Regions from separate parts of the Mus musculus genome. Here region 1 is linked to region 2. A link is a loop called in an ENCODE intact Hi-C map of the cell type or tissue named here. Cell type or tissue: heart. All regions are shown on one strand. Each heading gives the region's core, and the rest is flanking DNA. Links, peaks and the distances in the headings are about the cores only.

Region 1 (8,348 bases), core at 299-8,298, 160 kb after region 2:
GACCAGGTTTTAGACCATATAAAGTAGAGTGTCTGTGTTGTCCAAGAAACAATTGGAATTTGAAACATTGCAATCATCCTTATTCAGGATTTTCAAAATCCTATCAGTGGCAGCATAAATCATGTATATTTTTTAGTGTTTAATGTTCTTTCTCTTGTTTTGACTTAGGAGATCTCGAGTTGAGGCCCTCAACATTCCTCAGTATTGACCCTCTCGTGGGACTTTTGAAGATTCAAGAAACACAAGATCTGGATGCTGGTGACTATACCTGTGTAGCCATCAATGAAGCAGGAAGAGCAACAGGCAGACTAACTCTGGATGTAGGCTGTAAGCTTTCATGGCCACTGGTCACATTTTTTTCCTGAAACTGAGTTGTTATTTTTACATGTTGATCAACTCTGAAACAACTTGGCAGAAATGTTTGTCAGAATGGCAAAATCTAGCATGGGCATTTCAGGTGACCAACTTCATAAATGTGGTGAACAATTGCTAGGAGCTTCCAGTGGGACAAGAATGTCGCCTGGTTTTGCCCCATTAAGCCAGTGGGTCTCAACCTTCCTAAGGCTTTGACCCTTATTCAAGTATTAATACAGTTCTTCATTTGTGGTGACACCCAACCATGAAATTATTTTTGTTGCTACTTCATAACTATAATTTTGCTACTGAGTGGTGTCTCAGAAATATGTGTTTTCCAATGGTCCTGACCCACAGGTTGAGAACTGTTGCATTACATTCTCAAACACCCCCTCCTCTGGTACACACACAAAAGGAGATGCTATGGTTATGTCCACTACAAACTTAGGCACACTAAACTCAAAAAATGAACCATTTCTTGAGGGCTGCAGAGTGTGGGAGGGGCAGGTCCTGTGTATTTGATTGCGAGTCATCTGACCTCAGAGACTGTAGGCATCAACGATGTGTCATCTACTGCCATTTTCTTGTCAGTGGCCATCTATTAGGCCATGAGATTCCCAATTATTAACATCTGGAGGTCAGAAAAGTAGAGTTTGGCCCTAAACCATAATCCAGAGATTTTGGTGGCAGAAAAGGTATCAGATTGTGTTTTGGTTTAGTTTCAAAAATCCACTAAAAGTTACTCCCCTGTGTATGAACTAAAGCACTCACTACAAATGAGTCCAGTCACCAGGAGAAGGTAAAGTGTGTCACTGACAACTGCATTTGTGTTCTCAGGAAAGTTGGGTCTCACTTCACCCTCTACGTCACATCTCTTTAGAAAATAATGCAAACCAAAACAAAAATTCTCCACACAGTATTGTAAAACCAGAAATAAAACAGAGCTTGTTTTTCATGGAAAAGAATGTGGCAGCTTAATTTCAACCGATAGTTAAATATTTACATTTCTTTAAACTTGTAAAGTATGGAATGTCACTAAATTGTGTTTTCTTTTCTGTATGTTATGTACATTTTTTTTCTTGCCATGCTCAAGCTGCTTTTTTAAACAAGAGCGAGGAAAGCTAATCTTTTACAAACCATTTCGATTCTATTATCTTAAGCCTTTAAGTGAAAATTACAGCCCCGTGTGCTTGATATTTTGTTTCATGGGAACAAATTTTTTCCCTCCCTGGGACCTGTTATGATCCTGGTCCCTTGCCCTTGGCTATCTGTTGAACACTATTCATTCCTGCTGCAATTTTAATATAGAAGGTTGGAAGTGGCACAAAGATTACTATACAGTGTGCTGCAAGATGTCGAGGTTGATGTTTTAATGAACTCTGCCATTCTTCAGATAAATACCTTGGAAATAGGTTTGGGACTGTTGGATGGAGCTGGGGTCTCTGACTTTTCTGGATGACTTTCAAATACACTGATGATTGTGGAAATGTAAGACTTTCAAGTGAGGAAGCCCATTAGATCCAGAAATCTTGATTTTAAGAAACACAATAAGGGTAAAATTTCAATTCCTAGCACCTTCCGTTCTGTCTCTCACCGATTTCCACAGAGATATTTTATGTTTGCACAACATTCTTTTGCCTGTTCCAGCTCTACAGGGACAGAGAAGTGGCCTGGGCAACGACCCACTTAGAGGCTTAGAAAGTCTGTGAATTGCATACATCTTTTCTTACCGACTGTTTCCTTCTTAATTTATTTTCCTTTTCATTTCTGCATTTTCTAGATTCTCTCTACTGTCCAGCCATGCACCATATAAAGGCTAGTGATACCTCTTCTTGATGTCCCATGGTGATATCTGAGTGACTTTTCTCATTACTAAGACAAAAATACTAGACTAAAACCATTTTAAGGTGAAGGAGTTCACTTAGCTTCCAGTGTGAGCATACATAGTCTATGGTGGCAGAAGAGACACAGCAGCAGGAGCAAGAGGAGGATGGCCTCAGTGAGTCTGTGGCTAGGAAGTTGTGACAGAGGAGTACTTGCACCCAGCTTGCTTTGTCCTTTATTACTGAGACCTCAGTTCATAGTGCCATATATATTCAGGACAGGTCTTATACCTTCCATTAAGTCTCCCTGGAATCATCCACAAAGACGTACCCAAGTGACTGAAAGTGCACTTAAGTGGACAGAGAGCCAGAATAGCTGGATTTGGAAACTTTCCAACTAACATTTCTATCTATTCTTCACTCTGTAATTGGAGCTGAACTTTGACTTCAAGATCCTTACTCTTCATGGCTCGTCTAATGCAATCATCTTCTACATTTTGATCCTGGTAATTACTCTGAATGAACCATTAACAAAAGCAAGTCATCTACTTTCTGTGACTTTGACCATTGCTAACAGTTGGGAGATAACTTAATATTGAAGTTGGCACTTTTGTTATACCTTAGCATATCCATATTCTTCATTATATCATTCTGGGGGCAGCACATAAGGTTTCATTAGACTGACCTGCCCACGGGGGACCACGGTTACACGTGATGGCATCTCTACAACAAGCTACGGTTGTAGGGATGACTGTGATTTTTATTATGAGGTTTAAAAGAAAACATATTATGGATCAAAACTTTCTCCAGAATTAATATAATGGTTAAGAATATAGGCACTTGAGAGAAAATGGGTTGCCTTCCTGACTTTCTTTACTTTATAGATATAAATGGCTACTTTATAGGTAAATTGAAAAGATGAAATGAGATTATTATCACTTACATACACCCAGCATGATAACTATTACCTATGGGGCTGGTAAATGCAAAACTTATCCTCATGTGTGTAGTGGTTATTTTCTTTCTTTGAGTCTCAAACATCATATTGGAATGCATACATTAAGTGATACAATATTCAAGATTAGATTTTGGTCTTTTAATGTGAAATTCATTATTTCAATTTGACTTTTTTTTTTAAGAAAGGGCTTGAAAAAAGTTAAGTACTAAGCTTAGTAGTGAATAAAATTATTCATTTGAGTTCCAAAATGATTGGGCATATTTCTGAATTGCTCGTGACTTAAAAACAAAAGCATGCTTTTATTCATGTCATATGGCTCTTAGGGCTTTTGAATTGTTTAGGGTGGGGCAGTTACCTCACAGCAGCAATACTAGAACAACAACAAAAAAATCAACAAAAGGGCTGTTTGATATCCTTCTTGAGTTTTAACTTATTGTAGCAAGCATCGTTTTTTCTGTTTCTCATTACCATGGCTTTACGTGATGGACATTTCAGGTCACCAGGGAAAGTTACCAATGCTTCTCATCCCTTGTAAAGGGGGTCGTGAATTGTGAAGTCATTTGGAAGAAGAGAGGATTGGAAACATCAAACAAAAAGTTGGTCTGGCAGGATTTTTTTTTTCTCTAAGCATTCCACACCACACAGGGTTTGAGTCTTACACTGTGGTTTTGTGGTTTGTGATTTGATGGAACCAAAGCAATGTGTCTAGTCATTTAAGGAAAGAAAATCTCTAACTAACATAATGCAAGAGTTGCCACAGAAGGAATATAGATTTAACCGTGTTGGGGCAAGGAAAATAATTCGGAACAGTGTTTAGAGCAAGATGGCAAATTTGTTTATGACATATATATATGAGTCTATGTTGTCATAGTTATCTCTGAAGACAGTAGAATACACTATGGTGTTAGCCCATGCATATCTCAATGTGCTACACAGATGCTTAGGAAATCAACAGGAATCACACATTATCTTAGGAGGCTGCTTGCTGCATCAAAAGTTAAACTAAATGCAAACATCATTAGTTTAGGTTATTCTTTAGGAGGACTAAGACCTAATAAATTAACTATAATTTTCACGTTTAATACAATTAGTTTTTAGGTAGTTTTCTATGGTCCATGATTAGTAAAGATGGATCATACTACTATTACTTAACGTATGACATACTACTATTCCTTTTTGTTCAGAGAAATTAAACTTGGGAAAAGGCTGAAGTGACTTTCCCAAGATCACAAACCAATAACAGTGGGACTGCCCTTTGAAATCACTCTGTGGGAATTACCCCTTCTGAGTCATACACACACTCTCTTCAAAACAACAAAACAAAACAAACACCACCACTATGTACTGACAACCACTCAACACTGCTCTTCTGGTCTCCTGTTTCAGTGATCTAGTCACGACTCATTCCACCCCCCCCCCCCCCACACACACACACACAAAGAACCTCACTTGGAGGCTGTGTTGGCCACAGTCAGGAGGAGGAAGTACTTAAGTCTTCTTGGCTCAGCTAGGAGCTGCTTCATTTTGGAAGTTTGTTTGTGGTGGACGTTGTTTTGGCTGCTCTTGCAGGCCTGGTGTTCTCATTTGCTTCTTGTTTTGAGACCCAGTGTGGATGTTCCCTAATCTGATGTCTGGTGCCTGATGCTGTTCAAGAATCTACTTGCAATGCATGATTTCTCCCATCTTGATTAGGTTTGTGGGTGTAACTTGAGTTTGCTCTTTTGCTATGAATCCAGATTTTCCTTCTCCATTACTTTCTCCATAACATGCTAGAGTATCACTTTTCATTGATAATTATAATTTAACATTTTAATAAAAGGGAGGTTTCTCTTCCCTGAGTTGGTGGATTTCATAACCACCATAACCAAGTCTTCTCTATAATCTTTTACTGTTTTTAAATTTATTATTTAGTCCATTGCAACATTCCTCTGCCTAAGACCTGGGCCTTGTACAGTTTGAGACTTTTAGACTTAGCTTCCCTCTTTTCATAAAAATATTTACATTTTATAATATCCTCCTCCTCCTCTTCCTCCTCCTCCTCCTCCTCCTCATCATCATCATCAAGATAGGTTCTCACTCTGTAGCTCTGTCTTGCCTGAAACTATTTGAACAGGCTGATCTGAAATCACAGAGATCTCTCTGCCTCTTGAGTTATCACATACCACATCAAGCTTCATGTTTTAGATTAATTGACTATGTTCACTCTAGAAAGAATTAAATTATAGAAATGAAATAAGCAAAAAATGTGTTACATTGTGAACTATATTTAAAATATCTACTGGTCATTTTTATAGGTTGAATTCATATGTATACATACAAATTAAGAAAAACTATCTAAACAGAGGTAAAACATTCTCTTCTCAAAAACATCTTTTTCAATTGTTTTTATCTTAAATTTTGTAAGAAGGCTTTTGAAATTGTCTTTTTCCTTTCGAAAGTGCAAGTTCAAATGTAATGTGGTGAGGTGTCTCTACCACTTTCTTATACATAAACACAAATTTGAATTGTTACCATAGCTTTCCATGATAACTCAATAATTCATTCACTAGTATCCAGTAGCCACATACAATGTACCATGTATATGTTAGCTACTGTTAAAGGATGTGTGTGTGTGTGTCTATATATATCAAAAAGGGAAGTCACCATGCCAATAAAGAGGTGATGTCATTGAGGGGTGTCCCTTGGAAACTGGGTTAAAGGGTTGTCAGTATTTCAACAACAGACATTACACTTGCAGGAGAGGTGATAACACAAGCTACAACGAGAAAAGTTGGTTCTGCTGTGGAGAAGAGCCAGGATTGCTGACTGGCCACAAGCCAGGCTCTGTGTAGTACAGGAAACAATGCACACAAAGCTGCAGAGTGAAAGGAAGTCTATTCCAGGCTAAAAACAGAACCCCAGCACTGGTGGAGGACAGCTGTATATCCAATCTGCAGATGTGGCTGAGAAGGAAGGAAGTGATGTCTACATCATTCTTTAAAAATGAGACTGCTAACCAGTATGCCGAGGCATAGCTATTAGAACATGTAGAGACAACTCTGAGGTGTAAACTAGCTTCTAATCTTCTCTTCCTCATATGATTCCATTGACACTTAGCAAATCAACTACGTTTCTGTTTCCTCATCTATAAAACCAGAGTGGGGTTGTAGATTGGAAACCACTGAAATTATTTGACAAAAGCCTTGGCTCTGAAAGTGATAGCTGTTGCCCTTGGTTACCTGGATCCTTGCTTGACTTCCAGCTTAACATCTCTTAGAACTTTATATGAGTAGGTTCCTCACACTGCTTCCAATAGCATCCCATGTGTTTATTCTTACCTGATGTCTCAAATATTATTATTCATCAGCTTCTGAGAGTCTCAGCCCTGGGTGGTTCCCAACAGCATCCTCCTTATATTGTAGACCTGTGTTATACTGGAGAAGTGTGTTCATCATAGACCTCAGGGTCTTCGTCTCAGTCCTCCTAGTTACCGGAATGATGTGAATCCCCAGATTTCTTCATATGTCTCAGTTCTCCTTAAGATGCTAAACACTTCCTACTCTCTCTTTACCAAATGCGTTCTGCTATTATAACTTACATGATTGATTCTCAAACTTACACTTCTCTGACTTAAAAATTGAGCTATAAGGAGCAAGAATACAATACCAAACATACTTACACTTCAGTAATAAATATTGTTATTATGTCTGATGGGGATTAGTGATTAAACACTTTGGTACAAATTAAGTTCATTTAGAAATCCAACCAACAAGTTTTTTATGAATAACAGAAATATTATATTTCATTATAAACTCAGGATTGTTTAAGGTTTGAGCACTATAAAATATACTCATACTGAAAAGAAATTTCTGTAATAGTTCTTTCTAAGATGGTCACATCACCTACATCTGTAGGGCAAAGATGAGTGTTTATTTTAAGAGTTAATTTATAATGAAAAATGCATGCCTGTCATATGAGAGTAGCTATAGGGTAAATTTACAATATTTTATGAATAATGATTTGTTCAACCTGTTGACGACCTAATAAGGTTTATTCTTAATATGTCCACATTTTCTGCCAGTGACGTTTTTCTCTTGTCCCTTCCAGCACCTCCGGTTTTCATACAAGAACCTTCTGATGTGGCCGTGGAAATTGGCTCCAATGTGACATTGCCTTGTTATGTTCAGGGTTATCCAGAACCAAAGATCAAATGGCGTAGGCTGGACAACATGCCAGTTTTCTCAAGACCCTTTTCAGTTAGTTTCATCAGCCAGCTGAGAACAGGAGCTCTCTTTATTTCAAGTAAGTTAAAGTGTGTGTGTGTGTGTGTGTGTATTTGTGTTTATGTGTATAAATTTGAATATGTGTATTTTTTGTTTATTACTTAGTTTGCTTTTTGTTTTTCTTGTTTTTAAACAAAGACTCAGTATGATATCCCAGAAGTGCTTTGGGCACTTGATTTTCTTGTCTCAGCCTCTTGAGGGTCACCATGCCAGGCTGTATTATATACAAATATGGATATTCATATTTTGCTATTTAATTGGACATGCTTGGCTACAATACTTATAAAATTAAAATCACTCCCTTACTTAAAAAATCTTATCTTGGTTTTCTTGCTGCTCACCAGCTACGAATGACACTTTAAAGGCTTTAGGCTTCAGCATCCTACCCCAACTATTCCCAATGCTTGTGTTAACTTCATGCCTTCCATAATGTTCTTCATAATCTTGGAAACCAATTCCATGCATTTGTTTTACCTATATAATAAAAATTATATCAATACCCAGCACACAGTAAAGAGAAAAACAAGAAAAGCAATTTGCATTAAAATGTGGCTTTATGTGTGAATATGCTTTGTCTTGGCACCATGCGTGCATGCTTATACAGCTTCACCAACCCCACATCCTCATGTAGAACACGGCATCCAGTAGCTTTTCTAAGTGGATGAATAGGTGTGTCTTCTCCTTAAGCAGAATTAGGCTTCCTGATTATAAATATACGTCAAATCTACAAAGTCTAGTGGAGCCTTCGAAATCCTTGCCAGACTTTACTTCTCTACAAACCTTCTCCACGAATCATCCATCTCTTTCTCGTTTCTTGTTCCTTAAATGCTAATACATTCTTCCTGTCACTAGACAACTAAACCGTCCCCCGCACAAAGAATAGAAGTGTACCTGAGGTGACATAGCTCCTTACCCTTTAAATAGAACCTGATTTTCTTCAAGCTGTGCTTC
Region 2 (8,348 bases), core at 26-8,025:
GATGATTTTTGTAGAGATGTCCTGTCTGATATCAATTTTGAGTCTGTATTCTGGGACTCCTTTAGCTAATTATGATTAGGCCTCACTAGTGAGAACATGAGCGGCAAGGAAATAATAAGTGGACCGTGAAAGTTCGTTGGCACTGTTTGCAGGGATGATCAGTTGGCAAAGTATTTTACCACCCTTGGTTGTGCGCTGTATTCAAGAAAAAGGGCTTGATGCGCTTGAAGCTTGTTTAGCTATGACTTTTTTCATTACCATTGACCTCTTCCTATTTAGAAAGAGTCATTTTGTTAAGTGTAATTTAGATTATTTTCCCTTGACAACTGAACAGTTCCAGGATGTTCTAGAATTCACAGTGATCTTCCTGTCTCAGTGTGTCAAGTGCTGGGTTACAAATACGGGCTATCAGACATGGCGGAGCAACTCTGCATTTTGTTAATTACATCAAGATGGATTCTGGCTGTTTTATACGGCAAATAGGGCATTGCATCCATAGTTGGTTTGCATGAAACTTTATACTCCTAAAGTCTGATGACAATTGAATAAATCCCAACTGTACGTGTATATCTCAGATATACACAACATGGATAAGTCCTGAATTCTTCCCATAACTGTTTAAATAAGAACACATGAGAGAGAAGTAAAAAAAATGTAACAGTTATATTGATCAGAAATATCACATACATAAATTCATTAACAGTAAATTGGTAAATTCCATTTTTCAGAGTTCATCTGGGTGGTGGTTCCATGAAAAAGTACTCAGACGTTTCAACATTGTTTGCTTATGGAAAACATTTGGCAGTTGTGTTAGCAAAGAGCAGTGTCAAAAATCTAAACGTTTCCCCCTCAACATCTGCATTTGTTTATTAAAAAACAAATCCACCCTACACCCCCATCTCTCAAACAAGTTTTGTCACGGAATGTTTTTCAATTCGTGAAATTTGATCTCAAATTTTTGTATATGTACAAGCTTAGTTTATTTGTTTATTTCATTTCCACATGTCTGACATCTAAGACTTTAGATAGGAATGATCTTAAAGCATTATTTAAAAAAAAAAACCCACAATCTAAGGGAAAAAGAAGCACTTTAGAGGTTCAGCCCTAAGAATGGCTATTAGAGAAACTGATAACCAAGAGCTATTAGAGATTGGCTTTACAGCCTATACCAAGAGGCATCGCTCCTGTCCTCTTGAAAGTGCTTTGTCAATTGAACTCAATATATTTTGCATGCTGTTCTCTACACCTCAATCTGCTTGAAATGGAGAAGTGTCCTTTTGGTAGAAGTACGTGAATGTGGGCTTATAAATCCAGGTGTTCTCATTAAAACTAGAAGACTGACTAGAAAGAAGGAAAAGACTCTCTTTTCCTTTCCACAGAAATGTATACCTGCATCCATATATGTCTTTATTAAGTTATTTTAACTTTGTTCTGAAGAAAAATGGTGACCATGCTGAAATAATCTACGGTATCTTCCTTCTTGGCACTCCTTATGCAGTTTCCCCTGTAGTACTCATTAAATAGCTCGAGGCTGCCTTAGTTAATGGGATTACATACCAGGGCATTTCCTTGAAATTTGTGAAGTACAAGACTTGGTATACGTATCAGTCCTGATCATAAAGGCTTCACTTCTGTTTAAGGTGAATCCTGATGAGGACTGCGGAGTACTCAGCCAACTGGAAACCTAGCCAGTCTGTAGGTAACATGCTGTTGCTACAGAAGGAGTTTGCTATCTAATGCAATTTCCAGGCCTCATCAGAGCAGTTTCTTAGTGCGTGAGAAGCAAGGAGTGCTGAGACTCACAGCTGGTCAATACACTGATAATAATAGATAATAAGTGCCCACAGACTGTTCAGCCACAACCAGTACATCTTTATCGCATCTCTCTCCAAGGCTTAGGGACCACAGAGAGAGTGGCAGTCAGAGGTCATGTATGACTGCTGTGAATCTTTCTTCTGGATGTGACACAGCCATTGCGCTCACAAACTCATAGTTCTGTTTACCTACACAAGATCAAGTGGGTTGATGTTATGATAAGAAAAGGGACACTCGAGACCTCACTCCTAACTTAGTACATAATCACAGTTGATGTCTAACAGGGAAGGGAGAGTCATATTTCTTCAGGGTGTGGCCCCTGGTAGTTTGCCCATGAACCATTGGATGGCCATACTCTATACACCATTGGATCCGCAGGCAAGCACACTAATTGAATGCACAGGGTTAAAACCAAACCAAACCAAACCAAACCAAACCAAACCAAACCAAACCAAACCAAACCAAACCAAAAAAAAACAGACTGAGTTGAAGTTGGGCGTAGGATGTGTTCAGAGGAGTCCAGGAGCATCATTGGGGAGGGTGGATATTCCCAGAATGCCTTGTATCCATCTATGAAACTCAACATATAAAATATGCTAATAAATTCACATCTACTTAATAATGCCTTATTTTTTAGACAGAAATTGCGACAATAAACTGAAACAGCCTGTTGTACTTTGTCTAATGTATTTGACCAATTTGCTCTCAATAAACATCTTGTTACTGCAACATTAATTTTTGTGTTATAGTTGGTGTGTTTTGAAAAACTTAATACAAGTGTACACCCACATGCTTAAATCAATGAGAACATCTAAAACAGATTGGATCATCTTGAAAAATGGTTGACTTGGAATAAAGAACTATAATCCAAGCTCACTGGTACTGTCTCATTACCCAAACAACAGTGACTCATTGTACGCAACTCCAAGAGAAATGGAAACGATTTCTTATTTGAAATAGCTTTTATGTAGTCATGTACTTTGGTTATCTGTTCATTATATAACACATAATATTTGAGACCCTAGAAGTAAAAACTGTTTGATGTGTTTTGCATGGATAAAGAAAGCCACTTGGGAGCTCTGCTTTTGTTTGGAGTGCTGGGCTGGAATCCAGGGCTTCATGCTTTCAAGAGCATCACCATTGAGCCATGGCCCCTGGTCCTTCATTTTGGGAGCTTTTAAAGTTAAATATTTAATGCAGATATTAGGTTTTTGAAGAAAAAGTGCTATTTTATATAAAAGAAGAATAATGAAACAGCTTGCTAAATAGTTGAGGGAGAAAGCATTGAACATGACTTTGGCAATTTAGTTGTCCAAGGAATTGCCGCTTGGTTCTTAACTATCTCCGCCTTGACATTTTCTTGGACTCTCAACACACAGATGTACAAGCACACATGCACATACTCTCTTTATTAGTGTGTGCATCATGCTCAATAAGGTGAAGTCGGGACTCCTCCCTTTTAATGAAAGAGAGTGTCTAGCAGTCCGTGCCCAGGCTTACAACAGTGCGGTTTCGTAGCTCTCAGTGCTGCACATTTTCTCTGTAAGCGTACATGAGTGTAGTTTCCAAATGCTTCTCTTATGAGAGCATTTCCTGAAGGCTTCCTCACCGCATCTGATTGAAGTTTATAGCAACAACCTGAGTGGGCATTTGTTCAACTTTTCTCCATAACTACGCTATAAACACCACATCAGTCCTGTTAGTTCTGATTTCCAAAGCCCGACATCGAACTTGACCCATAACAGAAATATCAGTTGATATTTGTATGGAACAATAAAAAAATTACATTCTTATTTATGTAACTTTAATTTATTTGTTAAAATTAAAAGATGTTAAGGGATGGGTATTAATTTCTAATGTTTTATTTAATGGTATAGTTAAAATGTATACTTTATATTGACATTCCTTAAAATTTTCTACTTAGTAAGTGCAAAATCAAATAATTTGTGATTGAAATTTTTTGAAGAGAAATTTAGTTCAGTAGCAGAGCGATTTTCACATAATTTCACCTTAAGATGTTTTCTTTAAAAGAAGAATCAAATTTTAATTGCTTTTGGAAAGTGTACCTTTCGAAGTGGCTTTTGAATAAACGTAAGTTTAGTAAGACTAATGTGACCGAAGGTTTCTAGCATGGATCTAGAAGGACCAGCAGGTGGCGCTGTATTCCAATACAGAGTAAGAAATGGAGTCTTCCAGAGGGTGGACTCATTTGGTAAAACCAAAAATTCTATCAATAATTTTACAAGAAAATTTATACAGCACTCTATGAAGCCCATATATTAATTTATACATGGAACATAAAAGTTATTTGAAATTTGGAAGGAACGCTTTTTCTCTTTTGCTTTTATTGTTTCTAGACTTAGCTCTGCTGTCATAGACAGAGGTATAATTATACCAGATTTTATTTTATTTTCTTTCAGTGTATACTAATAAGATGTACCAGGAGCTGGAGTAAATGTTACTGCAAGCAATGGTTAGACTTGGCTTCAAGAAAATGTGACCACAGAGTGGATGTATTCCATATAGATTGACAGGGATTTTGATGGTGTTAATTCATGTGTGTTTGCTTAACATGTTACTTCTACTTTTATTATATTTAATTCACTCTAAAAGGGATTGCATATTTTGCTCTGAGTGATAAATGTAATTCCAAGACATAAAAATTATTTACAAATTTTTATTTTTATATTTTCTTCATTAATGAGCTTGTGAGAATCACAATCAAGTAGGAGTCTTCTGAGTACACACTATATTCACTATCCATAATGCTCAGCTCTGTGAGTACATACTATATTCACTACCCATGATGCTCGGCTCTGTGAGTACATACTATATTCACTACCCATGCTGCTCAGCTCTGTGAGTACACACTATATTCACTACCCATGATGCTTAGCTATGTGATTAGATAGAAAATATCCCAGGAAGACTTGTTAAATGAGAGCGTGCATTTAGATCCTACAAGAACCTTAAAAAATCTCTGTTCCATGAGATATTTACTAAAGAAGCAGTTTTGCTAAAAAATCAATTCAAGAGATCTCATTCCTAATGTCCATAATAGCATGCTTGACTAGGAATAACCAAACCCAACCCAACCCAACCCAACCCACCCAACCCAACCCAACCCACCCAACCCAACCAACCCAACCCAACCCAACCCAACCCAACCCAACCAACCCAACCAACCCAACCCAACCCAACCCAACCCAAACAACCATCCAACCGACCACCTAGCCTAATTGTTCATTAGGCAAATATTTAAGCATCCCCTAACTTTAAAACTATGTGTACAGTAATGTTCAGGGGTCAATATTACAGCTTGCATCTTAGTGCACCCTAAAAATTCTTAAGTTTAGGGATTGAGTCACAGACTAGCACTATCCCAAGTTGTTGGAGCCTTTAAGAAGCAAAGCCTCATGGGAGGGCTCCAGGTCACTGGAGGATCCAGTCTCTCCTTTCTCCTCTTTCTTCTTCCTTTCCACGAAGTGAGCACTTGTGTATTACACTATTGTGTGCTCCTTCTGTGGTAGGTTACCTCCTCCCAGGTCCAACAAGCAACAGAGTTAATCAGTTGTAGACTGTGGCTTCTCAGACTGAGAACCTAAGCAAACTTTTTATTTATTTTTTAAATATAACTTAATTGTGTCAGGTTTTTTGCTACAGTGAAAGAAAAAAAAAACCCCTCATATAGTAAGTATAACTAACAGCAGTGCTATTAGTCTTTCCCATCCTGCCAAGAATTCAAGGACTAAGTTTTACAGAGGCAAAAATTGGAATCAGGAGGGCAAGACATTCTTTTGACATATCCTGAAAAATAATATGAGTTGTTTCCCATTTTCAGGGGATGAGTTACTAGTCAGAGAGGAAAGTTAAAGGACTCAGAAAGAGCAGAGTTTAGGCAGCTACTAACAAAGATCTTTCGACCCTCATGCTCACCTGACTTCGTAGAATGGATAATGATGCTACTTGAACGTTTGAAGAGCAGTCATTGCATGTTGAAGCACTCAGTTGACTATTTCCACACCTCTAGGGATGCTTGTAATATCTTAGTTGACTAAAAAAAGGTAACCAGAATTTCATCTTACCATGTCTGGATGCCAGCTTCCAACTCTCACAGCAAGTTCATTCCCATAGTAACTTCCAACATAGGTCAGTTTATTGGATCCAGGCTAAGAGATTAAAACTGTTTATTTATCTCCACTTTGTCCATCAGAGCATAAGTTTTAGATAATGATGTATGACTAGGATGCTTGTGCCATCTGTATCTGATTAGCAATAAAGGCAGCTTGGAACATGAGGTGGAAAAACCAGTGGTCAGCATTGGGTAACATCCTAGCAGGGCTGACTCAGTACCACTGCCCTGGTGTGTGGGTTGAGGCATTTAAGTACATTTTGTCTTAGGAGTTTTGAAAACGTCATTAGGGCAAGCACCTGGAATTGGTTCTATCTGGGGAAAGGCCAAGAGACAGAAAGGGAAAAGCAGAGAGAGCTTCGGCATGGACACTGTAATGTTTAAGAGGGGGCGGCTGAGCACTGATACTACAATCCCAGTCTTAATGGTCTCTTGCTGAAACCTTCCCTTCCACATGGGAAGAGTCACAGAGGGAGAGATTGCTGCTATCATTCTTATTTTATTTTATTTTATTTTATATTTTTGGCATGCTTGTATTTTCATGTCTTGGTGTGTAATAGAATCAAATTTGTAGTTGATAATAGAAGCTCAGTGGATTTGTGAATAAATTATTGTAATGACTTTTCCAAAAGACTGTTTTGTGCAAAGTGTTTACTGAGCATGATGGGAGAAAAATGTTAATAAAAAACTCTACTTAGCCCAGATTCAACAGGGTATATACTATAAATATTATTACAGTATATGTATTTATGATATATTTATACTATATTATGATATTATATATACACACACATATATGTATGTATATGAATATTCCCAAGGGTTATAGATTTGCATGGCACCCAAAGTCCTTCTAGCTGGGAGGCAGGAGTACTTATAGTGCTCCCTAGAACTAATAGAATCTAGCTTGTTCTTAAGGAATACAGTCTATAATAGGCAGCATTATGTTTATGAATATTTTGTGTGTATGTGTGCATGCATTTATATGTATGTGTGTGCATGTTTGCACGTGTGTATGTATGTGTTTGTGCATGTGTGTATGTGTATATACATGTGTGTGTATGTGTATGTATGTGTGTGTGTTTCAGGTGAATCCAGGCTGAGGTGACAGCTGGAGTCAAGTAAAAGTGGGTGTGGAATCTTCTGGACTTAACTACAAAGCAAATGGAAAGATCAGGCTTGGTGTAAGGTATGTGAGGGAGACAGGGCAGGAGGGAAGGTTGACGGGCAATCAGGACTACACTACAGAGAGCTGGCAAGGCCAGGGTAAAGCAGCTTATATTTTAGCTAGCAGTGAATTTATAGAGAAATAGTGGTTTGTACATTCATGAGTAGTGTTCGATTCTAAAATCTTAAGGGTCACTGATGGCAATTTTCTCTTCTTGGTCCGTTACATGACTTACAAATTGCTGATTTGATTATTTCGATCACAAATTCACAAGCGGATGTGTAATGCTTCCTACACATGGTTTACAAAAAGGCCTAGGAAGGGTCTTTTGCCTTTGTCTCCCAATATTCAGTTTTTTTTCCTTTAGCTTTTGTAACATGGAAAGGGAGATGAAGACGACTACATATGGCCAATCCACGCCACGAACACAGCAGCTGCTTTGGCCCATAGACCCTCAGAAGTTGGCAGAAAAATTTAGCCAGTCCCTTGTAGTTTTTTTTTTTCTTGTTTGTTTATTTCATCTCTTGTGTTTTGTTTTCATGTTTGTGTTATACCCTTCTTATTATTCTCCTCAGTCCCTTCTTTATCAGCTGTCCCCCTCCTGTCCAGTGTTTTCTTCAAAACTCAGACCATATGTTCTTTCCTTGGGACTTTGCCAGAAACCTCACTTCAACTTCCCCATGTCTGACAGGCAGGGCACAATCCCAACCACACCTGGTTCCTCACGATTCTTTCAGGGCACGGCAGTTACCTTTAATTGTAAGAACTGATAAATCATTTCAGCTACTGGACGTTCTTTTACAGCCCTGGTGACGACACTGGTTTCTGGCCCCTACATGTATGGAGCACCAGAGGACAGGCTTGTCGTAGGATTTTCAAATGCCAGAACATGCTTCAGTTGTATTGAATGGAGTTGTTTGCTTCTTTTCTCTAGCGCCTTCTATTCTTTTCCTTCTGAATGACATAGCTGTTTGCACATGGTGATTTCACTCGCACTATCCACATGAGTACTGGCTTGCAGATCAAGATACTTCAACACCTAAGAGTGTGCCTATGAACTTCTTCCACTGGCCACTTCTCTCAAAATGTGTGATTGTCTGTGAATTGCTACACGTGATCGAGTAGATCTGAAACAGCAGCCGCTAAGCGCCATCCCCATACTTTTGGAAACTTAATGTAAAATATATGTCCCATCCTAACAAAATTACAGTTTAAAAAACCTTTCATTGGGGG

Evidence for each region. A loop is a pair of places that touch in the nucleus more often than their neighbours do. Peaks named below come from ENCODE experiments on the same cell type or tissue, not always from the same donor. Only the 100,000 strongest peaks of a DNase experiment are listed, where the experiment ranks them.
Region 1: it touches region 2 in a loop (2.3-fold over the local background); 4 of 42 quality-filtered maps call a loop at or near these places.

What each region holds. Positions count from the first base shown.
Region 1 is chr1:150,757,336-150,765,683 of GRCm38, reverse strand. Hmcn1 (hemicentin 1) reads left to right here. Exons shown (of 107, transcript NM_001024720.3): 15 at 169-327; 16 at 7,222-7,416. Among named protein-coding and RNA genes, the nearest start is that of Hmcn1, 230 kb to the left of the region's middle. In heart, for the core only: no CTCF peak of the experiment used is centred there; DNase peaks (open chromatin) are centred at 4,683 and 5,953.
Region 2 is chr1:150,916,099-150,924,446 of GRCm38, reverse strand. All of the region lies in intron 1 of Hmcn1 (hemicentin 1), which reads left to right. Among named protein-coding and RNA genes, the nearest start is that of Hmcn1, 73 kb to the left of the region's middle. In heart, for the core only: a CTCF peak has its summit at 3,962 (motif pointing right); no DNase peak of the experiment used is centred there.